6 separate regions of the Mus musculus genome follow, and all the other regions are linked to region 3. A link is a loop called in an ENCODE intact Hi-C map of the cell type or tissue named here. Cell type or tissue: left cerebral cortex. All regions are shown on one strand. Region 1 overlaps Kcnt2 (potassium channel, subfamily T, member 2). Region 2 overlaps Cfh (complement component factor h). Region 3 holds the start of Kcnt2 (potassium channel, subfamily T, member 2). Region 4 overlaps Kcnt2 (potassium channel, subfamily T, member 2). Region 5 overlaps Kcnt2 (potassium channel, subfamily T, member 2). Region 6 overlaps Kcnt2 (potassium channel, subfamily T, member 2).

Region 1 (5,000 bases), 49 kb after region 3:
GAATTAATAGATCCATTTGTCTCTTCTTAATAATTTTGAAGAACATTTTTGATTAAGAACTTTAACTTCATTGAGACAAAAAATGCTTTATAAAACAGTGGTATCATATCCATCTAATGAAGGTAAATAGCTGAAAAGTTTATCATTGAATTTCTTGCTGAAATAGATTATATGGTCTTATTCATGGATATATCATCAAAGTTGTTTCACCTCCCATTTTAAGCCTTCATTTGAATCTTAGGTCATTTAGATGAGATTAAATAGACACGTGAGAAGCAAAGTATAATTACCTTAATTAATAAATGAGCTCTGTGTGCTGGGCCAGATTGCAAGTCCTTTTTGTCTATGTAGTAATCCGTCATATGGTCTCTGTATGAAAAGAATATCCCCAGGGACCATGGAAATTTTCATCTTGACAATTAATTAAGACCAAGTTGCTGCGCTTACAAGGGTTGTTATATTTCTCAAGAGAAGGCAAGAGATGATATTTTCTGTTTTAAAAAAATTGTCATTCTTAATTGTGATAAAGTCAAAATATTATTCAAATTTTTGTAGAAATAAGATTCTATTCCATTTCTGAATTTGACAAATAGAAGTGCCTAAGCATTTGTGAACTATTGGGCAGATGCTTGGAAAAAGGAAGAAACTCATAAAGTTAGGAATTAAATTTTCAGCAAGTCTTCTTTTTCAAATGTAATAAACTTTGAACACAATTATGTATGTCATTTATAATAGTTATCTTAGAATTAGGGTTTCATCTTTGTGTGTCCAATTTACAGTATTGTTGACCCTGTATTTTTCATACTCATGCTATTTAGATTTAATAAAACATGTTGCATTGGGGAGGCACCTCTTCAATGGCTTGATAGGGCATATAGATTTGCTAAGTTTTTGAAGTTTCTATATTTATTATAATTCTGACGTGCCATTAAATTGCAGTATTTTTTACACAATGGACAGCTCCCTGGTACATTCTAAATGTGTCAAAAATAAGGGACAGTGAGTGGGATATAAAGTAATGAAATATAAATAAATGAAAATAAATAAATTTAAATAAAAATTAAATCTCATACATTGTGATGACTTACTCAGTTAAGCAGATTACATGGAAAAGTGAATGGTTAATAGCTGAGCAGCTTTCAGATATCTAAGCACCTCAGGGATATGAGTGCATGCTTAGTCAACTTGTGCTAGCATCCTTCTTTGCTGGTCATGGTTCAGAGCACATTAAGAAGGTGAAGTTCAGTCAAAGAAATGCACAGAAGAAATCACTGTTCCATGTTGATGCTGGAGCTCCCTCTAATGAGCTGGGGTTTCTGTCACTGCCCCTCCTTGCTTCTGACAGCTGGAAGCCCACATTAGTAAGTGACTTGGCATTTTTCTAAACAGCATTAAAAAGTAACATTTGAGAACATTCTTTTTTTTTTTATCTTTGTTCCATGCTACTTTATGAATCCCTGGCATGCAAAAATCTAAGAGCCACCCGTGTCAACAACACAGTATTATAAGTTAAAATGAGCTTTTGTAATCCCACGTCTCACTAGAAATCCACTCTTCTCCTCTTTAACATCCTAAAATCTTCACATTGTCCTAGCACAAACTAGTTCTCTCACTCTGTCTCTTCATAATCTTGACACAAATAATGACAAACAGCCCACTTATGTTTTGTTACACAAACCCAGATAAAATTAGGTCCCATTGTGCAGTATTTTCATGTGAAATATGATGCAAAACCATGCCGCAAAATTTATGAATTTATGACAGAATTCAGATTCTCTGCATTTGATCATCAGTTACTCTATGTTAGTCTCTACTCCATAGGCTTTTAGGAGATGAGGGTCTTCCTGATGGAGAAGAGGCCAAGCTGAGCCTCTGGCATCCTCCTCTTTGGAGAAGCACTGGAAGGTCATGTATCATGGACTTGTAAGTGGGCATCATACTCTGAAATTCCGTGTATACTTGGGGTTAGCATCAGATCTAAGTATATCAACATGGAATATTGTTTTATGTGTAGAACATAATGATATCCCCATATAGCCTTGAAACTTTCCTTGGAGTTCTCATGAGTTCTCTTGTTTACTGTCTCCCCAGAGCATCTCCTCTCCCTTCTCCCAAGGCCTTCACAGCCTTTGGTTCAAAAATTGGAAGCATCTGCCTGGAGGGAGCAGGCTCCCATGATAACCAGGCAGAAAGGGAATAGAAGTGAGAAACAGAGCTTGTTCAGTTTCCTGGTGTGTGCCCGGTGATTTATTTTAGATCCTCTTTGACTGATCTGTGCTTATTTTTAAGCGTGCGTTCACGGGTAAAATATAAATGTGTCTAGGCTTAAGATCCTAAGTGGTGTCCTTATATGTTCATGCAATGTATAATGTATTGGGCAAAGGCTATTATGTGGGATATTTCTTTGGCTTTGATATTCATTTATTAAGATATAATAGAAAATAGTTCAATGTGATGGAAAATTTAACATTTTCTTCTGTCAGTGATCAGGAAAAAATATGCTGTTTTTTAAATAAACCCTCTTCATTCTGTGTATTTTCTTACACATGAGACTTAAAGCAAAACAGTTAAGAGGAATGCAGAAAATCTAAATGTTTAAATTTTTTCTAAATGATTTTGCCAGGATCTTTTCAATTTGCTCTCCTCTCATGCTTGCTGAGAAAGTGCACACATTTGGAATTCAGAACATTTCAGCAGTGAGTGTATCTTCTTTCCTGTGTGCTTTGAATGAGCATATGGAAGCAGGGCTGAATGGAAGACAAGCTGTTGATTTCTATTGAACACTCAAAAATATAAGATATATTTTTTAACTTGAATTTTGCTCTCCAGTAATGGCCTGAAATGAAAAAAAAAGAAAAAAGAAAAAGAAAAGAAAAGGGGGGACATTAAAAAGTAGCATTGTAACTATTTTCTTTATAATTTTCATAGTTAGAGTTTCAAGAAAGGTATCAAGAACCACAGAGGAAACCAGAACTCTCACAATAGCTGCAAAAGAAGGAACATCAGACCTATCACAGTACCATGCTTTTTATAACTTTTGCTTTGTTATTTTTAGAATCAGATAATTGGGCATAACATATTTAGAGCTCCAAGCCTCTAAGAAAGATTTTAAACACATAGAAAATAGAGATTTTAAAGAACCCAACTTACATTTTTCAGTATTTTTTGAGAAATGGTATTGGAGAAATTGATGTACTTCTTTGAAAGATGGGCAGGGATTGAGAGAGCCGTTGCTTTTCTGTTTTTATGACATGGGGAATTACAGGCATCTCACATAGCTGGATCCTGTTTTCTTTATGAATCTGTTAGACTGCATGAGAAGGCTGCTTGCTAGTAGTTTGGAGTGGTCCTGTTAGAAAAAGGAATAAGTTAGTTTTAAAGCATTTGTCAAAGCCAAGCTGCCTTTCTTGGGTCATGCTCACTTTTCCCTGTATTTGATTAAGGCACTTATGCTTAGGGACTATGGGGATCCCAAATTGTCTATAGGTAGCAAATCCACATGGTTCTTTGTATAATTGCCGTGGCTATCAGCTGAAGCCTACAGTAGAACTATGTTCCTAGAGCTGGTTGATGGTGGGTTTCAGTAACTACTTCAACAAGACTCGGAAGGCAGTTCAGAAACAAAGCTCTAGTATCCTAGTATAATGCTAGAACATTAGAAAGACTTACTCGAAATTTGAAATATAGCTGGTGGGGCATTATTTGTTGTTCATGAGGCAATGTGCTCAATTACATAATAAAATTACATTTGTATATTTCTGTAATGTCCAATGAATGAATCCATAATAAAATATTTTGTGAATTCATACCTTAGCTTATTCATACTTTCTTTGTGACTGTTATATATTCAATGTGCCTCCTGGAAACATTGTGTTAGGGACAGGATCTCCAATGAAGAGAGAACTGGCAGGTGAGGCCTATTAGGACACACTTAGATCATAAGAGTCCCACCCTCCCAAATGGACCAATGTAGATAACAACCATTGAGTCTTCAAATTTGATCTTATTTGTTCATACTACATAGTATTCTGACATTCTGATATGCATAGGTCCAGAATCTGGGTCCTGGCAGTTTGGATAAGTTAGTTCTGTTGCCAGATACCCTACATAAGCCTATTAGACAAATAGCTTACAGAGCAAAGTAGAAAAGGAGATTTATTCAAAGTTAACATGTTGTGAAGTGGGATAAACAGATCCATTGGTCATTCATATCTGTCTTTGGAGTTAGGGCATGAGTGTTAAATATAAATGAGGGTTGAGTTTTCCATAACTAAGCAGTGATAGTCAAGCTGTGCTCCTGCCCATCACTGTTTTTGGACCCTGGAACTTCAGTGGTCCTATAAGGTTGTCGTCTGTCAACTTGCCAAAACTGGGTGAAATTTCTTTCTGGGATGTAAATTCTCCTGTAACTATAACCAGTCTTTTTCTTTTTCTTTTTCTTTTTCCCAACTTGAGATTCTTGTGGAAAATTCAAGGGATATTTTTTTTTGGGGGGGGGGTGTCTTTTGTTTTTATAGTTTGATAGCCAAAATGAAGGACACAGTCTTGCTAGAATTTTCTCAGTCCTTTCTAAGCATGCCAGTGACTATTCTTTGACTTTGTTTTACTACCTCAGTCTTGAAGTTAACATATATGGGTCTGAAACAAATACCTCCAAGGTGAGTAGGAGTGAATTTTAAGCCCCTTAACTGATATCATACAACTACACATAAAAAGCATTTCTCTGAAACCACTTGACATTTAATTACTTTGGAAAGGTTGGCCTGAATATTTGTTGAATTATATTCACTTTGTAACATACTAGTATTTTAAGATTTTCATAATGACCAAAAAGTGAAGCAAGCAAGCAAACAAATAAACAGAAAGACTATTTCTTTTGTAATGATGATCAGATTGAAGTTTTTAATTAAGTGATATTCTTTATATAGTTTTGGTAGAATGAAACCTTACAAAATCGGTTAGTCACCTTGTAATCTCTGATAAATTTAGCTAAATCAGAC
Region 2 (5,000 bases), 75 kb before region 3:
TTCACAACATACAGGAAATAGAAAAAACTTGGATGTCTATCGACTGAAGAATGGATAACAAAAATATGGTCTGTTTACACAATGGGGTAAGTTAGGAAGTTTGCAGATGGAGTTGGAAACAAATCATGTAGAACGAGGTACTCAAGACCTAAAAAAGATGCTTTGCATGTTTTCTTTCATTGTAGATATTTAGATAAGAACCTTCAGATTTGTATGCTTATTTTTCAATATATTAAGGATAGTATATAATATATACATACATATATATATGTATATGTGTAAAATATATTTTTTCTTTTCCATTTTTTATTAGGTATTTAGCTCATTTACATTTCCAATTCTATTAATATATTTTGTATATAATGGGAAGCAAGTACCGGTCAGACATTGTAGTTGTGCATCAGCCTGAAGCCACCCAGAACTACTAAAAGGAACACATATGTAATGGAGAGGTGTGTGCCTAAGGAGAAAAGCAGAACTGGAGATGTGACCAGGGTGACAGGTGAGAGAGAGGGCTGAGCTCAACATGCTGCCATTGTCCAGTACAGTTGGCAGGGTGGTATACAACAGCCTACGTCCTATGTAGCCTCAGACTCCCCACCCCTTGTCCCTCAACATGCCTCCCAGTTTCCAGATCCCCCTAGCTCTGGGCAATGGCAGAGGTACATGATGAGGAAAGGTTCATTTTCTGGATTGAACCTCCTTGAAGGACCACCATGCTCCACAATACCACCACAGGCCATACTGTTGCCCCAGGCCTGGAAGAAACCTGAGATTCACGAGGACATATGAGGTCTATGCTGCGGTATGATAACTTGGTGTTGGCCTCTGGCTTTGCTGCCTCAGAAGTGGGGGCATGCTGATGTGAGTGTCATGTGTAACCAACCACCTGAGACCCTGTTGAGGCTTGTGGTCCATGCATCCATCCCCTGAGGGCCATTAGTTGGTCAGTGGTAATGATATAGCTATGGGCCTTGTAGATGTCTGCTGTTGCCTGAAGCCATGTTAATGTCTGTGGGTTGGGAGAGCTGGCCCTGTCCCTCACTGGCCTACAGCACAGCAGTACAGGCATGGAGCACATGCTCGGGAGAGCTAGCTTCACACTATTTGGAAGATGTGGGAATTACAAAAATGAAACAGACAAATAGAACCTCAAAAGTACTTGTAATTATACTCTCTGAGATAATCATTCTTTTCTCCTTGGTAATGAATCTTTGTAATATCCCCTTTTTAAAAATCAGTCTAGCTGGGCAGTGGTAGCACACCTCAGCACTTGGGAGGCAGAGGCAGGCAGATCTCTGAGTTCAAGGCCAGCCTGGACTATAGAGTGAGTTCCGGGAAAGCCAAGGCTATACAAAGAACCCTGTCTCAAGGAAACAAGAAAACAAAACAAAATCAGTTCCTATAGTAAAAACAAACTGTAAGTAAAATAATAATTATCACTGGATTGGAATTTTTCCTTACTCTACAGCATGGCTTGCTTCAGCTGATGGCTTCTGACACCGATGCAGGCAGAGAAAACATAAACAAAAACAAAAAGACAAAACAACCTCTCTTGTGGGGTTGGCCACTAGGAATTTGACCATAATTCAGTGAATACACAGACAAAATAGACTTGTCTTCCCTTCCTCCCTCCCTCCCTCCCTCCCTCCCTCCCTCCCTCCCTCCCTCCCTCCCTTTTTCTTTCTTTCTTTCTTTCTTTCTTTCTTTCTTTCTTTCTTTCTTTCTTTCTTACTTTCTTTCTTCTGTGTGTGTGGAGGGGTGGGGGGCATGGGTTGTTGAGGAACCTCACAGGTAAGGGGGAGAATGTGGGAAGACCGGGAGATGAGCACAACGGGAGGCTATGATGTGAGATTCCCAAATAATTAAGCAAAAGAAAATGTTTTGGGGGAGTTTGTGTTTCTTGGTTGTATTTATTTATTTTTCATTGTCATATTTTTGTTATTTGAGGACATGGAAATTCAAATATCTACTAACTTTTCCAAGATTTCTGGAAGTGCGAGAGCCAGAAGCAGAAGATAAGTGTGCATACATCGGGGCTAGTGGTTTTGAACTAGTGCCTATGGTTTGGGCACAGGAAATAAATTGGGGGTCCTGTGCTGTGTTCTTAACTTTTACTGGAGAAAGCTTTTGCTTACATTTCTTTACAGAAAATTCCAAATATATTGGGAAGTTTGATTTTACAGTAAAAGCCAATAAAGCTAATATTCTGGTCCAACAATTTACATTTTTTCCTACACTTAGCTATGCACATAGCCTTCCATGGATCCATCCCTTTGCCTGTTTACTTATTTTTGAGACAAAATCTTTGTCAACCAGGCTGGCCTCCTTCTCATAATCCTCTTGCCTTAAACTTCCAGGTGCAGGAATTGTGACCATGGAATGTTAGTGTTATGGAATAGAATCACTTTAAATATTAAAGATTTTAAATATTTTGTGCTGCTTAATTTTGCAATAATTACCCTGATACTTAAATGATTGTATTAGTAACACCCAACATGCTTTTACATAAATGGTAGCTTCTAAAGCTTATTATATTTATAAAAATATTGTTCTAATTGCCAATTTTTTTTTTACTACTTGATTTTATGACAATTTGCTATTCTGTTCTAAGCTTTATCTTTTAAAAGCAAAAGGACACATTACTGAATATAGCTCACCTGGAATTTTCATCTATAAGATGCTATACAGCATATGAAATAAAAGGATCACTACATCTTATCGAAGAATAGAGCAACTGTTTAGGTTGAGTTTCCTTTGAGTCTTTTGAACATTATTTTGAACTAAGTTTTTGAAATTAGTTTGGTCTTCATCATTTCAGTAATTAAAGTTTCACACACTAGATGGTGCTAATACCCCACAACTGCCACAGCCAAAACCTGATTCTTCCGAAAAGGTTGCTCTCTGAAAATAAACAGTCCCTCTGTTTTCACTTGCTGTTTGTCTTTGTTTAGAATCTCACCATAATGTGTGTCAGTAACTTATGTTCTAGCTTAAATAGTTAAAAGTAACTGTGCACTGTGTTTCTGCAATAATAGTTCAGTGTGTCTTGAGATGGTGAAAAAATTTTTCACGTTCCATTGAAAATGAATTCTTGAGGTGTTCTAACTAGACAGGAACAAGTTCTGTTCATTCCTGTAGTCCATCAGTCAACATAAACGTACACCAAACACATTTGCTTGAAATAAATAGGAAGTTGTTAATGAAAGCAGAGCAGGTGCTTCTTATATAGGGAGCAGAGAAGTGCTTTCAAAAGGATAACTACATTTTCAGACAGATGATTCAGCTTAAAACTTTTAAAACGGGGGAAGCTGACTGCTTCTACGTCCAGGTGAATGAGTAAACTCAATTTTCTTCTGGTACTTAAATATTTACTCAGATTTCCACAAATAAAACCTGATCCTATGTGTTTGCAATAACGTAATTAACAGTTAGTTTTTGCTTTATAAAAACCCTACTTTGTTAATATTCTACTTTCTTGGATATAAATGCCAATTTCAAATGTTTTTCAGAAACAGAATGACTGTGTAGGTTTGATTATCTAAAAACAAGAGTTTTACTTAAACTCAAGGGAGATAACTATAATTTTGATTGAACTTTCAAGCAAACATCTGCTATTTTAATAATCATGATTACGAGGGTTTTTTTTTCTATACAGATTTTAAAGAGTTAGTACAGACACACAAACCAAATGCAATTCTTTTTCCCAATGCCAATATGTCTCAAAATTGTCTTTTGAAATGTTCTTGCTGCAATTAAATCAGCCTTGATGAATTTTCAAATATTTTTCAAAACATCAGTTGTTACTACATTCGATAGATTAAAGATGGAGATGTCATTTTTTTTCACTTGCAATATCTTTTAAAAGGATTTCGAGAAAAGAATAAGAAGTATTGTTTTAAATTAGTACTGTATTTCTTAGTAGAAAATGAAAACTACAAATTGCCCAGAAAAATAAAGTAAATGAATAAAGTGGGAGTAGCATTAATGATTGTTTCATTAAATTTCTCTTCTGCCTTCTTATTGATAAAAGTGAGTATTAAGTTTATGCATATACATATGATCCAAATAGTATTTTGTTAATTAAAATATTTAGATTAATTTATAAATACAATACTTAAATTGAAATTTTTGAACAAGGAAAATATCAGTTGCAATAAAATACTTTAAAAAAACAAACTTCAAAAATTTAAGTTTTGATTATATTTAATGAACATTGAATAAACAAATTTCTGCTTCTAAAATATACTGGAAGGATTATGAATTTTCTTTGTAAACATGGTAACCTCAAGAAAAGCCTAGATCATAATGGGCAGGTACATGGTGAAACCTTGATGAAATCGGCCTGAGCAGCTGGCATCTGTGTTTTGTGAGGAGTCAGCTTGAAATCCATTTCTGAAAGGGGCAGCACTTTAAACAACAGTCTCCTAACACCAAGGAGGTTCCAATCACACTGTTGTCTTGTTAAAAATAAACTCTTAGTATATATTGAATGTTTTCATTAGACTTGAACCGCTGCTTCAGATAGCAGTTTAGCCACAAGATGGAGTGAAGGCTGAAGGTTCAGCATCTCCAGTACTGGAGTGTATGAGAGGTATCAGTAGGATCCTGAGGATAAGGACTAAAACAAGGGAAAAATGTCTCTTTCCTAACCTTCCCTCTAATTCTTGTGAAAGTTAAGCCAAGGTAAGTTGTAGGTGTGGAGCTGAGCCCCACAGCTTTATAGAAGCTCTAGTTCTTTGTGTAGATCTGAAGTTTTACCATGAACATCCTCTTTGGCTTCATCTGACTAACTTCTCTGCAGCATTCAAAGCCTACCTACTTGAGGCTCCATGCTTGTCTTCTCAGCATGCTGGAGAGGGAAGATTGTAAACTGAGAGCTTATCTCTGACTTGTCTCAGAGAAGCAACATAGAACTAAATCAGCAAAATATCTCTATTCAGTTACCCTCACCCCTCCCACTCCTGACCCATTCTCCCATCCCAATTATTTATTTCATG
Region 3 (5,000 bases):
AGCCAAAATTAACGACAAAAGAAAAGGTCTGTCAGAAAAAGTGAAAAAAAAATAGAGCAAAAAGATCTGTCAATTATAAATTTAAGTTTTCATAGCCATGGTTGCTGTATTTTAAGAATGTCAGAACAGCATTTTTTTTTTAAATGTAGCTATCTTTTAAGATTTTTTTTCTAAAGTTGGAGTATTGGGAGCTTTTAAACTCTAGAAAATCAGCATGGCCTTATCATAGTTGAGTCTAACTGTTTTGGCTGAGATACTGGGAAACTTCATAGCACTCAGTGTCCTTCATGGTTAGCTGTGTGTGACTCTGGGAGCCAAGCAAATCTTTGCTTATTTTATTTTATTTTTTTGACAGAAATGTTCTTCTATTCAGTACTGTTATCTGATCGCTCAGGTTTCAACTAAGATTGCCACTAAGATTTAAGCTATAACTTAAAATAACACCTACTCTGAATGTAGCATGCCATTTGTCAGCATCACAATGCATTTCTGGGGCAAGATCTGTCTATGCTGAAGGCCCTGAACAAAAACGAGAAGAGAGTTTAAAAGCATAGAGATAATCACTCAAGAAGTCAGAATGTGGTAAACACCACTAGCAAAATGAAGTTTGGAGGCTTCAAAGGAAAGCTACACATTCACCTCACCTGGGAGAGGTGGGAAATCTAAAGCACATATGGCTTATCAGCTAGGGCTAGATGAACGAGCAGGAAGTGGAATCTACAACTGCATGCAGCTATTAACTCATCTGTTATCACACTGGTGTTGATGATTTCTTTCTGCATTTTAGCTTCCTTTGTGGATTCTCTGCAAAATGATCTCCACTAAGAATAAATCAAAATTAATTAGTCACTATTTCCTTGGTAAGCAAACTTAAAAAAAAAAATCAACCAACCAAACAACCAACCAAAACCAAAGAAAACCAAAACTAAGAACTTTACTTGGTCTTTATTTATCTCCTCTCTCACCTTAAGAATGTTTAAGGTTTCTTGACCCTAGGAGGGAGAGGTGCATTTGTTGAGGTTTTTTTCCCTCCAATGTGGCCCAGTTTCCATTATGATCTTGTTGCTACCTACAAACTTTGAGATTCCTAAGTGTCTTTGCTTTTCTGAGGTGCCATTGGGTTGTGACTGCTTCTGTTAATGGGTGCCCTGGGGGGTATCCGGGTATCCATTCCTGAAGGAAAAACCAAAGTAGGCAAGTAGAACAGGGTAGTGGGTATCAGAGAAGACCAGGAAGCTGCTGAAAAGTCAGCTCTGGGTCCTGAGTTCTCTTCTTCCTCTGACCTTGTGAACCACTCCTATAGGAAGACACCTGCCCTAGGAGCTCACACCACCAACACTTATTCACTAGAGGCCTGCCTTGCTGGGGGGGGGGGGGCTATGGGAGATGGGGGTGCAGGGGTTCTCATTTAAATATTTCTCTTCAGCTGCTGTATAAGGGTGCCCTGCAATTTTCCTCAGACCAGGGAAACACCTCTCTCTCTCTCTTTTTTTTTTTTTTTAGCACGAAGAAGGGCGGGTATGAGGACTTTCCTTGGGGCTGAGAGCGGGGATTCCCTCTCCAGGAACAGGCCATTTCCACTACACCCACAGAAGCAGAAGGCGACCACAGCCTTGGGTGCTGGTGACACCTGGCAACCTTCCTTGGACCCCTCATCCACTTCCCAGGAAGGGTCTGGAGCTCTGGAATCTGCGAAAGAGCTCGCCCCCATTGGTTGTCCCCAAGGCACCCTCCTGCCGTCATTGTGTTATGCTAATGAAGGGGAGGCTCATTGGCTGTGAGAGCCGGAGCCCACCGCCTTCGCCCCCGCCTTCGTCCGGCTGAGCCCAGTGCTTGCACTCCCTGCGAGGGAGCTGTGGCCGGGGATGCCCTAGTGGGAGGCTCTGGTCCTTGCCTTTCAGGAAAGTGCCTAGCCATCACGCGGTGCTCACACCCACCACCTACCCTCTTTCTAGGCACCGCGCGAATTTTCTTTTCCTTTTCTTTTCTTTCTTTTTTAAATTTTTCCTTTTCCTTTTTTTTTTTTTTCTGTCCGTGAAGTAACTTTTGCATTCCCGCCTCCCCCCGGTCCCAGGGACCAGAGGCGGTGCCGAGCCTGGGGGCGGTTCCTTGGCAGCGCTGGTTCGAGTCGCAGCCAGACTTTTGCTCCTGGGCTCGGTTTGCATCATCCCCATCACACCCTTGGGGAAGAGGAGCCACCCCTTTCCAGCCTCAGCTTCCGGCCGAACGACCCCTCCCCCTCCGGGTCCCCCAAGCCCTTCTCCCACCCTCCCCAGCACGGCACCCCCTCCGCAGTGCTTGCTACCCCTCTTTGCCCTCCTCCATCCCTCCATCCCTTGTTGGATGTTGCCCACTCCTTAAGGAAGGATGGTTGATTTGGAGAGCGAAGTGCCCCCTCTGCCTCCCAGGTACAGATTCCGGGATTTGCTGCTAGGGGACCAAGGCTGGCAAAATGATGACAGGTGAGTGGCATGGTGCAGCGTTCCACAAATACTGCTGGAAGCGGACAGGACTGGAGAGCTTTTGAGGGGATGGAGAGAAAGGGAGACCAGCACTGAGGGAGTAGAAGGGATTCTACATCTCCATTTTGACACTGCAGAGAGCAGTTGCTGTGGACAAGGAACTCCTTTCCTTTCCACTTTCTTATTCTTGAGAATCATTTGTTGCATTTATTCGATATTCTTTGTCTGTCTGTGCTTCCCTGGTTGTGTGTGAGGCTGCAAGCAGAGGTACAGTAGCATCCAAATGGCACGCAGTTGCAGTGTCAAATATTTCCCCGGTGTAGTTAATCCACCCCATAAATGTATCCAAGCGATTGGAAAAAAAAATCACAGTAGAAACTTGAAATCTCCTGTACCCACTTTCTTACTCCTTGTCAGTGTTGTCTCGACGAGATGTTTGCTTGCCACTGGGGATTTTCCACTGTTTGAGTATTTGGAGTTCAGGTGGGCAATTGGTTTAAATATGTAACAGGTAGTTAGTGAAGCAAGAATGCCTGGGATGGAAAATACACTGAACAGAGGTTCTTGTAGTATGATTCGTATATATTTTCACCTAAATAGTGCATATCTCAAAACGATAAGTTTCAAAGCTGAAATATTTATTACTAGCAAAACATTGCTTGCGTGTTTTATCAATGGCATTAAAGCTTCATGCAATTTTGCATACAAAATGCTCTGGCTAATTTTTTTTTTTTTTGCACACTTTTTGTTTCATTGAATTGTTTTTGTTTTTTTAGAACGATAATTTCACATATCACATGCCACATTTTCTTGTTTTAAAGTATGTATAGCTAAGCTCTCAATGCAGATTAAATAATTCCCCGAAGTTCAGTTAGGCATTGATGTTCTATTTGAATTAGATAAAAGATACATTATTGGTCCAATTTGAAGCACATTTTGCATTCACTGGGCAATATGACTTCTGCGTTTTCCTCACCTTCTCAGTTCCCAATACTAACTCCTATTGCAGTACTCCTGGGATTCTGTCATGGACTTGAATGATGAGAATCTTTCTTGGTCTTACTTTAGGAACTTAATGACATATCCATGGATGATTTGTGGAGGGTGCTGTTTACATAGCATCTCTTCCTAGGCAAAACCTTACATACTGCTTAGAAAATTAAAGACCTCATTATCGGGTTATTGGCCATGCATCTAAATGAAGGCGTTAATTGGAGTTAACTGGCGTTAGCTAGATAGTTAAATGGATGTTTCAATGAGTTTACATTACTAACTTGGCACCTACCACGGTTTGGATTCTTAGTGTTGGTTCTTTTATGTAAAATTCACAGTTGTACTTTTTTGCCTTGACTTTTTAGGATTTTAAACTCTTATGAGTAAGTACGCCGTGCCATTTCTGTTTGCTAAGAGCACAAGCTCCTCTTTGCAATTCAATCAGAGCAGCAACCTTAATCTACTCTGCTGTATATGCTGATTCAACGCCTAAGGCGTTGAAGAAGGGCCACTTCCATGTTATTGTGTGCACACTGTTTCCACCAACAGATGCATTGAGACCTCTCTTCATACTCTTTAGACTTCCTTCAACAAATGCCTTTCGAATCCCCACCCTGTCATTCCTGCCCAGTAATTCTGGGAGCACACTGGACACTGGGTGGAGAAGAGTGGGGACAGAGTGACAATGAACAAATTTGGAGTTGGTTTGTTCTTTTGCTTTTTGTTATTGTTTTTTAAATAAGTGTAGTAGTACTTTTCTTCTTGAATAGAATAATTTAAAAACAGTTTACTATATTGTACCCAATAAAATTCTAGTTGTGTGCAATAGTTATTGTCTTCATATGGTGGACTTTATGGCCCTACTGACTACTGTTATCAGTGTCTATATCCAAATAAACCTCCCTGTTTGCTTCTGAAGAAATCTGAATCAAGATGACCATCTTCTCTATTTAGAATCACATCTATTATTATTATTATTATCTTTAATATTTTGACAGTCCAGTTGTTATCCCCCTCCCGGTCCGCTCTCTGGCAGTTCAAAATGACATCTTAGAGATGGAAGACTTTTGTTCTAGCTATAGGGTAGTAGACGATTTCTACCCCTGCCCTTGCTTTACGAACTTTAAGGTAAATCTTAGTAGCTTGTAAAAGTAAATGAGGATATGATAGATGTGGGAAGAGAGAAAATAGAATGTTGATGAGCCTATGTAGATACAAGATGTATCTCAGATTTGTACCTTAGGCTGCTGCAAATTCATAATTTTCCTGACTCAGATTTCCACATGGCGGGTTTTCAAGCAGGATCCATCAAAACCCGCTTGAGAAAATATATATTCTGTGTCATAGATTTTTCTATGACATAAAGTCAGATAGGTAGGTGATCAAAATTTATATTGTGCAAACTCTTTGTAGGTAATCTTGAGCCTATGCTGCGCAACATACAGTGTGCAGAATGTGTGTGTTTGTGTGTAGTATTGTATACATAATATCTAAAGTGTGTGAATACATTCCCTAGTGTCATCTTATAGAATCAACCCTTTCTCA
Region 4 (5,000 bases), 240 kb after region 3:
ATCAAAATATTCTGTTGTATTTTATATATTTATGTCTTTCTTCTCATATTCTTCTAAAATGTGACACTTCCTATGAGTATAATCCCATGATTTTTATGAAGAAAGAAAGATAGATAGATAGATAGGTAGATAGATAGATAGATAGATAGATAGATAGATAGATAGATAGATAGATAGATGTATGTTAGAATATATAATATGGAATTTTCACAGTGTTTCAAGAGAACCCAGAAGCAAATGACATCCTTCTAGGAACGATTTTAGCCTTCTTCAGTATTGTTCTGATACAAAGTGAATGGATATTGGGGCTTTTTTTTAAGTTCTTTATTCATTTTGCATCTCGATCACTGCCCTCCTCCTGATTCCCCCTCACATAGACCCTCCCCCTGCTCTCCTCGCCTACTTCTGTGAGAAGGTGGGGCACTGCCTATAGGTATCACTCAACCATGGAGCTTGAAGTCTCTGGAAAGTTAGGCTCATCTTCTCCCACTGAGGCCAGACTAGCACGTGCTGCAGTTGCTGGGGGCCTTGTTTCATCCGGTATATGCGCTATGGTTGGTGGCTCAGTCAGTGAGAGCTCCCAAGGGTCCAGGTTAATTGATTCTGGTGGTCTTCCTGTGGAGTTGTTATCCACTTTGGGACCTTCTTTCCTTACCTCTTCCAAAAGAGTCATCAAGGTCCATCCAATGTTTGGCTGTAAGTCTCAGCTTCTATTTCAGTCACCTGCTGGGAAGATCCTCTTGGAAGACAGTTATACTAGATTCCTATCTATCTGCATGAATAAGAGAGTATCATTAATAGTGCCAGCGATTGGTGCTAGCTCATGGGATAGGTCTCAAGTTTAGCTGGTCATTGGCTGGCCATTCCCTCAGTGTTTGCTCCATCTTTGTCTCTGCATTTCTTGTAGACAGGATAGAATTTGTACTCAAAAATTTTGTCGGTGAGTTGGTGTCCTTATCCCTCCACTGAAGATCCTGCCTGGATACAGGAGATAGCCTCTTCAGGTTCCATATTCCCATTTCTATGAGTCTTTCCATCCCAGCTTTATAGCACATCCTAGAAATGTCCCACACTACCCAACCCCCCACCAGCTTCATATTTGCGTTCATTCTCTTGGTTCTCTGGTTATCTCTTCTGTCTCTCCCCACAGCTGACCCTGAACACCTCCTCATTCCCTTTCCCATCCCCCCACACCCACTACCCTCCCTTCTATGATTACTGTATCCCCCTTCTAAGTGAGATTCAAGCATCCTTGCTTGGGCCTTCCTTCTTGTTTATCTGCTTTGGATCTGCTGAGTGTATCATGGGTATCCTGCAGTTTATGCTTAATATGGGGATATCTTAATTAAGGAGTGTTGTAGGAAAAATAGAACGAAAGCCTAGTAACTCTGATGGCAGAAAACAAGGACTTGTGTTGTGTAAATACCAAGAAAATGGCACAAGGTCCAAATTAATAGCTTCCCTGATGGTGCTAAAAATTAAGTAACAAAATTATTTTAACCTGTGAAATAAAATAAATACCAGGAATCCACATGGAAACATAAAAAAGTTAATGGATAAAGGAAACTTAAAACTTTCTTCTCTCTTTTTTTTTTTTTAGATATTTTCTTTATTTACATTTCAAATGTTATGTCCTTTCCTGGTCTCCTATCCAAAAACTCCCTATCCCATCCTCCCACCCTTGCTCACCAACCCAACAACTCCTGCTTCCCTGTCCTCGCATTCTTCTACGCTTGGGCATCAAGCCTTCTCAGGACCAAGGGCTTCTCCTCCCATTGATAAACATCAAAGCCATTCTCTGCTAAATATGTAGCTGAAGCCCCGGGTCCCTCCATGTATATGCTAGTTGGTGGTTTAGTCACTGGGAGCTCTGGAATACTGGTTGGTTCATACTCTTGTTCCTCCTATGGGGCTGCGAGCCCCTTCAGTTCCTTCGGTCCTTTCTCTAGCTCCTCCATTGGGAATGACACCCTTTACAATAGTCACAAACAATATAGACTATCTTGGTGTGACTCTAACCAAACAAGTGAAAGATCTGAATGACAATAACTTCAAGTCTCTGAAAAAGTAAAACTCTCTTTCTAAAAATCTCCAATACTAAATCTAGAAGTCATGAAACTACAATAAGAAAATATATAAATATTGCTCTTCTGCCAATCAGTGCTAATGAGAGTGGGTAAAAAACTAGAGGAGAAACAGAACTGCATTCTTGACATACCTTTCCCAGATATTTATTAGCTGCAATTTAAAACTTGTAACTTTACAAGAAAACCCTGACAAACATACCCTAAGCTAGGAAATGCTAGAAATAGCCTCAAGGAAAATACCTAAAATATATCACAGACGTTCACAGAATGCATGAAGGACCCATCTTAGTTTCTTTAATTTTTCTGCAAGCATTTTCCTATTATGAATAAACAGAAAAAAAGATACATAGAAAGTATGAGCAGAATCCCATGTTTATAGACTTTAAAAATGTCACAGTAGTAGAAAAAAAGAAAGGGTGGTTATATTTCATCACCTGGTGCAGGTTAACTTGGAAGGGTTTTAAAGGTTTACAATCTGTGTGGTCGGGGAGAGTTCACTCAGAAAAATCTTTAAGAAAGCATTCATTTGTAGAAAATATACACTAAGGCAAATGGTGGCAAAGATGCTTGCTATGCCCTAGTGCTCGGAGACTTTGTGCTACATGGGGCAGAGCCTGCCCCTTTTCTCTACTTAGGAAGTAGGTTAATGACCTCAAGTGAGACATTAGCCATAAGCCAATCCCTGGGCATATTACCCAAGCACCCACACATTCACTATGTTCAAACACCCATGAGAAAAAAAAAAGGAGAATCCAGTGTTTTGGCTCCAGGAAAAGGCCCAAGGAAACCCACCAGGGAGTGAAGAAAAGAAAGAGGGAAATGAGAAATGTAGACGATGAGTGAGCAGCTTTATCTTTCCCTGAGCTTGTTGCAGAGAGCCCAGGGAATCAGCTGCCATGTGGGTGGAAGAGAAAGTTTCTCAAAAGTAATAGGGATTATAATTACCATCCTGGCTGCCAGAAAGGAAAGGAGGAAAAGGGTGGGAGATAATGCTCACAGGGACTATTTTTAGCTCCATAGGAAGGTTCACACTCAAAACTGTGACAGAAGACTACATTTTGAAATCTGGAAAATCTAGTTCACTGTTTAGAATAGCGTGCCAGTGACTGCAAGGGGTACTGTGACTTAACTTTAAAAGTCTCATTCTCTCTCTCTCTCTCTCTCTCTCTCTCTCTCTCTCTCTTTCTCTCTTTCTCTCTCTCTCTTTCTCTCACACACACATACATAGACTCTCACTCTGCCTATCTCTGTCTCTATCTCTTTGACACACACACACACACACACAAACACACACACACACACTCACATAGACATAACAAGTTTTGAATATGTTAGCTAATCTAAATCAGCATATACAAGTTGAACTTTATTTACTAGCTATGTGCCTAAGCTGCAAGAGTCACTGCTCAGCATGCATGGACAACTGGGCTCTATCCACTGCACATCACATTACAAATGAACAGGTCTTTTATTGGTGCACATCTATAATCCCAATATTTGTGTGGTAGATGTAGGAAGATCAATTGTTTAAGGCCATCTGTAGCTACATAAGTTTGAATCTAGCCTTGGCAACATGAGGTCTTTTTTTTTTTTTCAAAATAATGATGTGACATATCTTTAAAAATGATCTGATTCTCTAATCCCACCCATATATTTTGATGTGATTTTCTGAGGGTTCCATCATGTATCTTTCTTCCTATGACTTTGCTTCACATCACTTCCAGCATGCTGAACTTCAGCTGCAACAAAGTGAAGAAATATCCCTTTTCAATGACTATGACTTATGATTAATTATCCACTGCTTCATTTTGACCCCCTGTCCAACTCAGATAGAGTGTAGTTTTCCAGTACTCAACAGGAGCTCAGTGGCTAACACTTACTATTAGACCCAGTTTTATACTTAGAACCCCACAGAACTTGTTAATGACCTAAATGGGCTCTACCTGCTTATTCAACTTCGACAGCCTGTTCTGTTGGATGACATTTAGGCCATAAACATATTCTCATTTACAGGTTCAGGAGAATTTATAGGTAATTTTGGTATCAAACTTTCTGTCTCTCTGTCTCTCTCTTTCATTCCTCTTCTTGTGTGTTCAGTGTCTCTCTCTCTGTTTCTCTCTGTCTCTGTCTCTCTTTGTCTCTCTGTCCCTCTGTCTCTCTGTCTCTCTGTCTCTGTCTCTGTCTCTGTCTCTGTCTCTGTCTCTCTCTCTCTCTCTCTCTCTCTCTCTCTCTGTGTGTGTGTGTGTATGTATGTATGTATGTATTGTGACCATCACTGGCCACTAAAAATAATAACAAAACATGTTATTCAAGTAATACAAACGCCTGGAGACTGTAAATAGAGGAAATTCATTTATTTAAAGTTCTTGAAGCCAGAAGGCCAATCAGTGCTCCGTCTCCTTGATTGCCTTTTTCTAGCTCCTCAGATGGTGTCTCCTCAATGAGCCCACACCTCTGCTGTTTTTTGTGTGCCCACATTTCACCTTCTTCTAAGAACACATGTCAACTTGGATTAGGACTCCTTGCAACAGTCCCAGTTTATTGAAAACACCTCCTCAAAGGCTTGATTGCCAAATGCAGCCATGTCCCAAGCTACTAGGAATCAAGCTTGGACATGTGGATTGAAGGGAGTGCACTGTTTGGCTCCTAACATGGTCAGGGGGTGTGAGTGTGGTGGGTTCTTTGGGATTCCATCCACAAACTGTTCTTGTTTTCTGGGGTGTATCCAGTTCCAAACACTCCCACAGAAATGTGATCCTTTGATCACAAAAGTTAAGAAACACAATAGTTTCTGTTTGTGCCTGGTGGGTTTTTTTATCCATTTCTTTCATAACATAAAGAAGTATTCAGTTGTGGTGGTACATACCTGCAATCCTGATGCTTGCAGGCATAGGCAGGGTGATCTGGAACAGG
Region 5 (5,000 bases), 93 kb after region 3:
CCAGTATTCACTCATGAACAACTGGAGATCAAAGATGTAATCAAGACGATGCTTTGCTTTAAAAAAATATCATTTAAAACAATGTATAAATTTACCTTTGGGCTGTGTGTATATGCGGTACAGGCAACTCCACTAATTCCTTTGTTTCAAATAAAATTACTTCAAGATAGCTCATTATGTAAGAAAATGTCACAAAATATCAAGTCTGAAATGAATTTAATTCTAAAAAAATGTAGATAATATATACTAAATCTATCTTTAAATATAACGTAAGGACTTATTTAATTGTTGAATAAATATTTATATCATATAAATTTTAACACACATTTTAGTAAAAATTATCCAAAATATAATAATTCTGAAAGTATCAGTAAACTATTTCTCTTATAGTACTTCCCCTAAACAGAAGCATTTATTTGTAATTCGTTGGTTGGGTTGTTGAGAATACTGAAGGAATTGTTCTTTGGAAATTCTAAATAAGCCCCAATATTACAGAATCTGCAAAAGAGGTATATGAATATGATGAAGATTTAGAAGATGTTGAAAATTATGAACTTCATATTTAACATTGTAAATATAAACATGACTGAAGTAAATTTTATATAGCAAAATTCACTATACCCACAGAAAACCAACTTGATTGAAGAGTTTGTAATAAGTGTGTCTGACCCTTCATTGGGTTCTGAAAACAGGCAAAACGAACAAAATCGACAGTTCTTGCCCTTATAATTTTAGACACAAATCCACCCATACTGGCAGCTTTGGAGAGGCACAGCAAGAAACATGCCCTCAAATCAACTCCTGATGAGGCCCAAAGTTGGATGTTATTAGTGATGAATTCCATCTGTTAGCTTCCTGTCTATTTCAGTCTCTTATTTCTCAATCTTTTTGTAAACCAATAAGCTACCTCTACTTTGTTCAAGAAAAGTATACACTTTCCATAATCAAATGACCAAATATCTAATTATGTATATATATGTATGTATGTATGTATGTATGTATGTATGTATGTATCTATCTATCTATCTATCTATCTATCTGAATTCACAGATAACCATATGTATCATATATATATATACATATTTATTTCCTATGATTTTTCTGTGTTCTATAGCTCATGGCATAGATTCTTAAGATCCACTTGAAGGATATGGATCAAAAATAAGGTACTTGTAATATTTGTACTATTTGAAAAGAACATGGAATACTGGACAAATATAAATTTGTGCTGTTTAAGTACATCACGGATGAGGAAGGTTCCAGTGACAAAAACAGATGCGAGCTGAAGGGAACAAGAAGGATTTGAAAAAAGTAGATGGACTCCTTGCTAGTTTAAGAGATGTCAGTTTTCTCTATGTTGGGCTGAATGACTTTTGTAGGGAATCTGTGTAATAATTCTGTAGTTGGAAATGAAGCTGTATGTTTATCTATAACAATTATCTATAACAGCAAATCAGAAGCTTGCAGTCTCCAATTTAAAAAAACAATACATGTTCTGGGTTTTGGAGGAAGATTTTTTGGGAATTTCTGTTTCTCTGCATAGATGATGCCAGATGGCAGTGTCCACAGATTGTCAGCTTTTCATGCTGACAGTTGTCAACTTTGGATGCTAATGGGGTGTTAGATGGAAGTACTACAGAGTAACTTTTAATTTCATCTATATTGTGAATATACACTGTACTCCAGGCACTGACCATGGACATATAAGCAGATTGCTTAGTATTTCTTTCATGGAGCTTACTGTTTAATGAGACCTTAAAAGCTACACAATGACAAATTTTGCTGTCGCTTAAACCAATTCTGAATCTGTATTGTATCCTAGATGCAATAAGGGAGCTGAGGGTAGGCAAGACTGAGCATAGAAAATGAGAGGATAGATTAGGGTGGCTCCCTCAGGGCAAAATATGGTGGATAGTTTTTTGTTGTTGTGGTTGTTTCTTTATAGAACTATCTTCCATGTCATTGATATCTCTCATAGTACAGATGAGATCTGGGTTTTTTTTTTTCAGTCAGCTCTAATCTATGGTTATGTCTAGCACTAAAAGATATTGTACATCACCATGATTTCTATGATGTGTACGCAGCGTTTTGCCATGAATTTTGTAGATTGATTACTTGGGTGAAGCTTCAGCTGGGTTCAATATTTTCACCTTTTCACTTACAGTTTAGCCTTTTCGTTGTCTTCTGTTGAAAGTAAATCTTTGCTTGAAGGCAAGTTGAAACATCTTTATGTCTCTGTTGCTGCTCTTTCTGAACCTTGTCAAAAAGCATTGATTTGGCTCTTTTGCTTGTCTGTGAAACAATGTTTACTACTCAAAGAACCTTTGAGGAGAATGCTCATTTGCGAAAGGAGAGTTGCCTGGATGATTTTTTTTGAAGCATATGGATGTACTTGACATCAGCTTACATAAGAAGCAACTTTCAGAAATGAAAACCAGGAATCTAGTTACGTTTGGATGTGTTGGCTTGAAAATGTCCACTAGAGAGCCAAGTAGAAAAATTGAGTAGGCAGTCGAATACATAAAATGGGAGGAGGGGCTGGGCTGGAAATAAACTGTGCAATCCGGGGTGTATCTAGGGAATACATTCTGAGTTTAACTATAAAAGGGAACTTATTTTTAGTAATAGAAGAGAAAGGATCAGCCCAGGATACTCAAGAGCAACCCAGTGGGTTTGAAAATGCCATGAAGATGGGAACAGTTTCAAGTCAAGTAAGGGATGTGGTTTGAGGATAAAGACATGATTTTTTTTTTTTTTTGTGACTATTGTTACTAAGACAAACAGGGAGAGATTGCAGCTCAGCCTTCTCTTTGGGGGAAGTACAATTGAATGGTAACTGTGATAACTGTGACTTCAGTAGAGATAGATGGGGCATAACAAACACTAATTTATGGAGGCATTATTCATGGAAGACACACTGCTAATAAGGGCTAGAGACTGAGTTGTGCTTGCTTCCCAGGGTCATTTTTTTAATGTTTTCTCTCTCCCTCTCCCTCTCCCTCTCCCTCTCCCCCTTCCTTCCTTCCTTCCTTCCTTCCTTCCTTCCTTCCTTCCTTTCTTTCTTTCTTTCTTTCTTTCTTTCTTTCTTTCTTTTCTTTGGTTTTGGTTTTTGGTTGTTTTTGTTTTTGTTTTTGTTTTGTTTTTGAGGTAGGGTTTCTCTGTTTAGTCTGGGCTGTCGTGGAGCTCACTCTGTGGGCCAGATTTTGAACTCAGAAATCTGCCCGCCTCTACTTCGCCAGTGCTGAGATTAAAAGCATGCACCATGCCTAGCTTGTCCTTGCTTTCTAATCCACATACTGAAACCCCAACCTCTTGTAACCTCAAAATGTAACTGTATTCAGATGCATTCCTTAAAAAGGTGGTCAAATTAAAATGAGGTTATAATCAAGATTATGGGAACCAGTGGGGAAAGCCAGTGTACCATCACTGTGGTTTTGCTCACTTCCTTCCTATGACTATCAGCAGGGAATTTAGCGCCTCTGTTTCAGGACAGCCATGGCATTCCACAGCTCAAGAAAATAGCTCCACTGTAGCATTTGTTTTTCTGTCTTGTCCTGTCCTGTTCTATCTGGTTCTGTCTTTAAAAGTGTCCTACAGAAAGACATGATTCAAAGTGTGTGTGTGTGTGTGTGTGTGTGTGTGTGTGTGTGTGTGTGTGTGTGTGTGTGTGTTTCTGAAGTGCTTATTCAATTTAATCAACTATTTCAGTTGTTTCTTTTTAGAGGCTGTGGCAGACACATTAGGTCTGTTACGTAAAACAGGTTTCTTATTTATATGTTCTTAATTCAGTGAAAACCTATAGTTTGCTCTTTTGCTAGGTCTGCTGAATTGTGGCCATGGCCATATCATAACCCAAGGAAATATATCTACAGCACATTTTTCTGTGAATTTATTATATTTTCTTTTCTTCCCCCTTCCTTTCTTCCTGTTCTGTTCTGTTCTGTTCTGTCCTGTCCTGTCCTGTCCTGTCCTGTCCTGTCCTGTCCTGTCCTGTCCTGTCCTGTTCTGTTCTGTTCTGTTCTGTTCTGTTCTGTTCTGTCTTGGTTTTGATCAGTTAGGTATCCTTGACATTATAGACAATTTATTGTGTAGTAATTGTAAGTATTCCTCGTTGAATTCTCTAGATGCAAATCTCATGCAGAGTGTGCATTGTAGGTTATCCTCTGAAGGTGTGACCAGCGAGTCTAGCTGTTTGCAGCTGAGGTGAGTCTGGAGTACCCAATAGATTGTCCCACTAATTTATCTATATCTCCATATAAATATTATCTGAAAAATTTTACAAATACCATTTGAAGTATGGTAACGAATCTTATAAATTATAAAACATGAGAGCATCAAACCTAAGTGTTAGACCTCCAGAGAACACTGGGCACTCACTAACGGAGCTGGATTCAGAGTTAGTTGTGAGTTTCCTGGCAGTACTTGGAACTGACTTGGTCTTCTTCAGGAGCCATATACTCTTAACTCTTAAGTCATTACTCTAGACCCACTCTTCCCCCTTTGAACCTTTTATTGTGTAAATAGGAAAATATTCTGTTCATGTCTTTTTCTGTCACCCAAACTTGTTGAATCCTTACTGTTTCATTTATAACCAAATTCCTGTGGGTGCTGAAAATTTTATTCATGAGCTTATATGGAAGTTTCATTTTATGAAGTGCTCTGCAATGCTACGTTATCATTTGTTTTAAGTATTAGAAGGCATGAAAGAAAACAAGTCTGAGTTTGAGCTAAAGTTGAGGTGCTGTCACAGGTTAATCCAAAGAAAATAGACAAATACACAACAAAATACCGTATCACAGGATATGAAACCAAAGCATCAAGGAACCATTCCATGGACCTAGCAACTTCCAGTTAACTCCAGGGTTAGAGTTCAGAGCTATTGGAGAAGGTGCTTACCAATGCAATGATATTATAAAAGGAAAGGAGATGCTTCAGGTAGGCAGCTAGAAAGGCAACTCCCAGGAAAACAAAATAAGGGGCTCCCTTATACAGGGAAAAGA
Region 6 (5,000 bases), 290 kb after region 3:
GACAAGGACATCCTCTGCTACACATGTGGCTGGAGACATGGGTCCCTCCATGTGTACTCCTTGGTTGGTGGTTTAGTATCTGGGAGCTCTGGGAGGTCTGGTTGGTTGATATTGTTGCAACCTGTGAGGTTGCAAACCCCTTCAGCTGCCCTCCTAATGTTAAGAAGCAAGAAAGTTTCTAGAAATTGAATGGAAATCTCCATCCCAAACCCTGCAAATACATGTCTTAGAATATTGCTTAAGGACTTAAGAACATTAGAGATTGTTAAAGAGTGAATAATAGTCACTCTGTGTTTGCTTGAGATCTTTGTTTAAACTGGTGCTTAAGAGTCATCTAATGGTGAAAATAACAATATTATATGTAAAGTAAACTAGAAATGATTACAAAAGGTTCTTATGATTTATGAGTTAAACAATTCTGAATTTTCAAACTGAATTGTGGCAGTTTAAGACAATGTAATAGTACTGATCCATTCAATATGCCAAATAAATTAAATATCCAGAAAAATTCAGACAAAATTCTAACAGTGTCATCACTTGGAAGTTTGTTTTTTTAATACATTACTCTATTAAAATTTATTTTTCTTTAGAGTTGAAAGAGAGAGGAGGGAAATCAACAGGAAAAAATAGTTAGGAAAAGAATTGATCCATCTGAGGCTCAGCATCTGGGAAATTGCAAGTTTCTCACTCATTACCTTGACCTAGAATTTCCCTCCTGTCTTGTTCATGCCAAATTGTTCCTCATCTGCCAACACCCAAAGAAAATATTACCTTTCTGTGATATACCCCAATTCTGTTTCCTGGGTGCCCCTAGAGATTATTTTCTCTTTAGAAAAAAAGCATTGCATCTTTATGGCTTTCTGCATGCATTTAACATATGTTATAAATTGATTGGCCACTCTTTAATACAAAATAGTATATTTAAAAGTCCATTGAGCAGTTTTGGGGTCTATATATGCTCAGTGAATGCATGCAGGATTTAAGAGCTATGGAGTAGATGTAACTTATTAAGTCATCTCTAAGCAAGTTTGAGCTCTATTGTTCTTTCCTTTCCTGTGGTTACCTGTAAATATTTCAGTTATAACGGACACTTCCTCAACAATATACCTTGGTAAGACAGTAAAGTCAAAGGTGAAATAGTGTCAGTGCAACTTTGCACAACACAGTTTTTTCCATGCATATGTAGACTATCCTAGATACGTTGAGATGTGAAGTATGGTGTGACTATAGATATTCTTTAGACAAAGCACTCTTGATACTCAAGCTTATTGATTGCTTGTTAGAGGCATTTGTAGAAAACAACAACCATTTGTTCTTCATGGTCAAATTCTCTTCTGCATCGAGTAACTGAAGTATTCTATAAGTATTGTCGTAATCAAGAGTAATATCTGTATTTTTTAGAATTATGCCATAGTGCTTCTGATTTATAACTCACAGTTCTTGATGTATCATATGGTTTGTAAGTAGTGCAATTATATTCTCAAGTGAAAGGGCAACTTAGGATGTATCTTGTCTTTGGTTTTGGAAATACAAACTAAATGAACTTGCTTCCCTTTCCTAGAAGTGCTGCCCCTGTTGTGACACTGTGTTTCATTTTGTAACCCATCTGCTACATAGGCCAGATATGCATTTTCTGGATGCAATCTGTTGGTTTCCAATGGTTTACTACATGGTGGGCTCTATTGACAAGTAGGTGACAAAGTCTATGGCACATGATGAGTGTAGTGTCCTGTGATCTGTCAAGTTCTGTGTCTTGTTCCTGCATGATGAGTGTACTTTGTCGTGTTGGTACAGTAAATACGGTGACCTTTGCATGCAGAGCACATGCCGCTGTGCTGTGTACCCCCTACCATACTGCTAAGCTGTATTCCATTGCTGAATTGCACCAGACCTTGCTGCATGTCAGATTGGTCAGGTTCACACATTTGCAAAGCTATTTTAGTCTTGCAGCCTTTGCAAATGCAGCATTTTTTTTGCAGTAATGTTATTGATAAAGTGGCATCCAAAAGTACCTTAAAAATTCCACATTACCATATTTTCAATGTAAGTAGTAACAATTTCTTGAAAATTTATTCAAGAAAATTTCAGTTTGTAATTATATAACTTTTTAATTAAAAGATTATGTTATGCATGCAATTATTCAATGTATTAACATAAAATATAAAATATAAACATTTTGTGACACTATTAACCAGAAGAATAAGTTATCACCAGATTAATAGCATGAAATACTGCAAAATATCTGTGACTGTCAAAAAGGAAACTAAGAATATTAAATTCCAAGGAAGATGTAAGAGGATTGATTGATTGTAGACTAATAATTATTGAAGGTTGGTCACCATATCTATATGCACACGTGTACTAGAGAGGGAATATATATGGAGTGTCCCTGTATGATTCTTGTTAGCTTATGTTTGAAATTCTCATGAAAATAAAGCCCATTTAAACAAGAATACTTCCTCACACTTGCAAATTTCACATTTTCCAATTTGGAAAAACTGAGTGAGTCATGGAAAAGTAAAAAGGCATGGCTGGTGAAATCAACTTTTGAGTGTCACTCAGATGGGTTTCATTGGCTGTTATTGCCATCTGGTGGCTGAACAGTGCAAAACAGCATGCTTTTAAAAAAGGGTTGTGGGCTATTAAAAAGCAGCGAAGTATCAGAGAGAAGATACTCAGGACTCAACAGGTTCACAGCCTACTCAAAAATGCTAAAACGTTAATTAGAAAAGTAAAGCCTCAAGGATCCGAAGATTCTGCATGTTTCACTAATATTATCCCAACCTTTTGTTTTGTCTAAATTCTAATGCATCATTTAATAATTCATGGTCCCGAGTCACTACAACAGGAAACACTTTAAGGATGAAGTCAGCAAACGCACTTGAAAGCAGGGTGCTCTAAGAAACTTAGAACAAGCTCTCTTAGTAAAGTGTTTGTCCAGCGTTCACTTCTGTTTTGCAAAATCCAGTCTGCTCTGATTCAATGAAACTGACTTCTTACCAATTTATATTTCTCTTGTTCTATAAAATTATAAGAGAGAATTTTGATGTAGAAAAGCTATAAAGGCTGAAAATACAAGGAAATATCTTGAAAGTCCTAAGCGACTAGAAGCAAGTTGACTTAGTCATCACCAAATCTTCCATAAGGGACCACATCTAACATTTTCTGCATTGCTGTGGCTTATGTATATGAATGCACTGACGCTATCTTCAGACACACCAGAAGAGGGCATCGGATCCTGTTACTGATGGTTGTGAACCACCATGTGGTTGCTGAGAATTGAACCTCTTGAAGAGCAGTCAGTGAGCTGAGCCATCTCTCCAGCCCTCTAACTGTAGCTTAAATTAAGGAGTTGCACATGCTGAAAAGTCCCAGTCTTTATGGGATAATTTCTAAAATATCATTTAATCTATTTAGAAAAAGTACAGTGAATCTGATACACACAAGGAAAATCTAAAACACTAGGGATTAATCTTGACAATCATTGTATTGATTGGATATTACGATTCTGTGCTCTTTTCGCATGGGGAATTTTATTGTGAAGAAATGTTCTGTAAACAGTTTTAGCTATAAAATATCTGTCACATAGAATTGCTCCAAGTTCAAGTGCAGTATTTGTCTCCCCACCGCACCCCCAGATTATTCCTAGAGGTCTTAGGCTGAGATTTTCATAATAGCCCTCTGAAGTCTGTTAGCCTCCTTATGAGCTTTGATGAGATGTCTGGAAACTGTCTTCAGTCCATATCAGCAGTGACTACAGATTTTTACATTTTAATTATTTTTTTAATTGAATCAGGAGGTATGGACACTAACTGATTTTCTTATCTGTCCTCACTGAACTGTATAACTATCCATCCTTTTACTAGATCAAGTTTCGTCTGACCCCATTTTTTTGTACTGTTTTTCTAGTGTGAAAAATGCAAAGACATTGAAACTAGTTGATGCCTAGGTCAGGGTTAATGGTAAACATCTCTTTCTTTAATTTGCAGGGAAGATGCCAGTCAATACATTTTACAGAAACAAGAATGAAAACTGACCAAAAAAGTTCACAACTACTTATACCCCAGTTTTTCTAGTTACCTCATAGAGACAAAGAAACTTGTTCTATTCAATTTCTTGTTAAAAAATTGTCTTAATACAAACACACACACACACACACACACACACACACACACACACAGAGTCACACACACACACACCCTACTCATTGTAATTCAGGAACAATTGACAGTTAAATAGAGGTATCTATCTTTCTGACTATTTATCTATCTAAATATGGACATTTATAAATTCATATCACATACCTTTGTGTTTCTACGTTAGCTTGTTGTCTAAATTAATATAGCTGTTGCTTCTTTTATACTTTCAACAAAGCAACTTAGCAACTTAAACCAATTATAATGTTTTGCCCTTGAAATAATGCACTAGCTATAAGCATGAATCATTGCCATAATTTCTATTGAACTGTTTATATACTAAGTGTTACTGAGCACAGATTCCAAATACGGATGCTTTGGAACTGTTAGTATCTGATGAATTCTGAATTTCATATCAGTGGGTCATATTGCATTACAGTCCTCATTAGTGTATATCTATATTATCTATAAATTCAGTTAAAAGGATTCATACATAAGCCAACCAATAAGCGGATTTAGGTACTGAGTGCAGTCGTGGAGTTTATTTAAAGACCTTCTGTTTCTTTTTCCTTGGGAATTTTTATCAAAGCCTAGATGATTTGCTCAGGTGTGGAGTGACCTTTGCTGCCAACATGGTGGTGGTGGACAAAGAAAGCACCATGAGTGCAGAGGAAGACTACATGGCAGATGCCAAGACGATTGTGAATGTGCAGACTCTGTTCAGGTATGCATCAGGAGCCTAGCCTTGTCATCATTTACCTTGTGGTCTCCATGTGCAGAGTACTTAATTCTATTTGTGCATGAAGAGTAGAATGGGACATGGAAGCTGACCTTAGAGTATCTGTTTACTCACTTGATCGTGAA

The links. Peaks named below come from ENCODE experiments on the same cell type or tissue, not always from the same donor. Only the 100,000 strongest peaks of a DNase experiment are listed, where the experiment ranks them.
Region 1: a loop joins it to region 3, with 2.0 times the contacts of the local background. A loop is called at or near these places in 2 of 42 quality-filtered maps.
Region 2: it touches region 3 in a loop (2.3-fold over the local background); 4 of 42 quality-filtered maps call a loop at or near these places.
Region 4: a loop joins it to region 3, with 14 times the contacts of the local background. A loop is called at or near these places in 3 of 42 quality-filtered maps.
Region 5: it touches region 3 in a loop (4-fold over the local background); 2 of 42 quality-filtered maps call a loop at or near these places.
Region 6: a loop joins it to region 3, with 6 times the contacts of the local background. A loop is called at or near these places in 3 of 42 quality-filtered maps.

Annotation. Positions count from the first base shown.
Region 1 is chr1:140,292,976-140,297,975 of GRCm38, forward strand. The region is part of intron 1 of Kcnt2 (potassium channel, subfamily T, member 2); the gene reads left to right. Among named protein-coding and RNA genes, the nearest start is that of Kcnt2, 50 kb to the left of the region's middle. In left cerebral cortex, no CTCF peak of the experiment used is centred here; DNase peaks (open chromatin) are centred at 2,217 and 2,679; H3K27ac peaks cover 2,257 bases.
Region 2 is chr1:140,168,889-140,173,888 of GRCm38, forward strand. The region is part of intron 1 of Cfh (complement component factor h); the gene reads right to left. Among named protein-coding and RNA genes, the nearest start is that of Cfh, 12 kb to the right of the region's middle. In left cerebral cortex, CTCF peaks have their summits at 2,842 and 4,536 (motif pointing right); DNase peaks (open chromatin) are centred at 2,946 and 4,534; H3K4me3 peaks cover 514 bases.
Region 3 is chr1:140,243,890-140,248,889 of GRCm38, forward strand. Kcnt2 (potassium channel, subfamily T, member 2) reads left to right here and starts at 1,829. Exons shown (of 28, transcript NM_001081027.3): 1 at 1,829-2,462. The coding sequence starts at 2,368. In left cerebral cortex, a CTCF peak has its summit at 1,929; DNase peaks (open chromatin) are centred at 552, 1,837, 2,087, 2,600 and 2 more places; H3K4me3 peaks cover 3,430 bases; H3K27ac peaks cover 1,745 bases.
Region 4 is chr1:140,486,982-140,491,981 of GRCm38, forward strand. The region is part of intron 14 of Kcnt2 (potassium channel, subfamily T, member 2); the gene reads left to right. Among named protein-coding and RNA genes, the nearest start is that of 4930590L20Rik, 170 kb to the right of the region's middle. In left cerebral cortex, no CTCF peak of the experiment used is centred here; DNase peaks (open chromatin) are centred at 3,027, 3,449 and 4,590; H3K27ac peaks cover 1,559 bases.
Region 5 is chr1:140,337,049-140,342,048 of GRCm38, forward strand. The region is part of intron 1 of Kcnt2 (potassium channel, subfamily T, member 2); the gene reads left to right. Among named protein-coding and RNA genes, the nearest start is that of Kcnt2, 94 kb to the left of the region's middle. In left cerebral cortex, a CTCF peak has its summit at 2,480; DNase peaks (open chromatin) are centred at 1,619 and 2,518; H3K27ac peaks cover 1,074 bases.
Region 6 is chr1:140,529,136-140,534,135 of GRCm38, forward strand. Kcnt2 (potassium channel, subfamily T, member 2) reads left to right here. Exons shown (of 28, transcript NM_001081027.3): 20 at 1,618-1,689; 21 at 4,726-4,860. Among named protein-coding and RNA genes, the nearest start is that of 4930590L20Rik, 120 kb to the right of the region's middle. In left cerebral cortex, a CTCF peak has its summit at 2,597 (motif pointing left); a DNase peak (open chromatin) is centred at 2,551.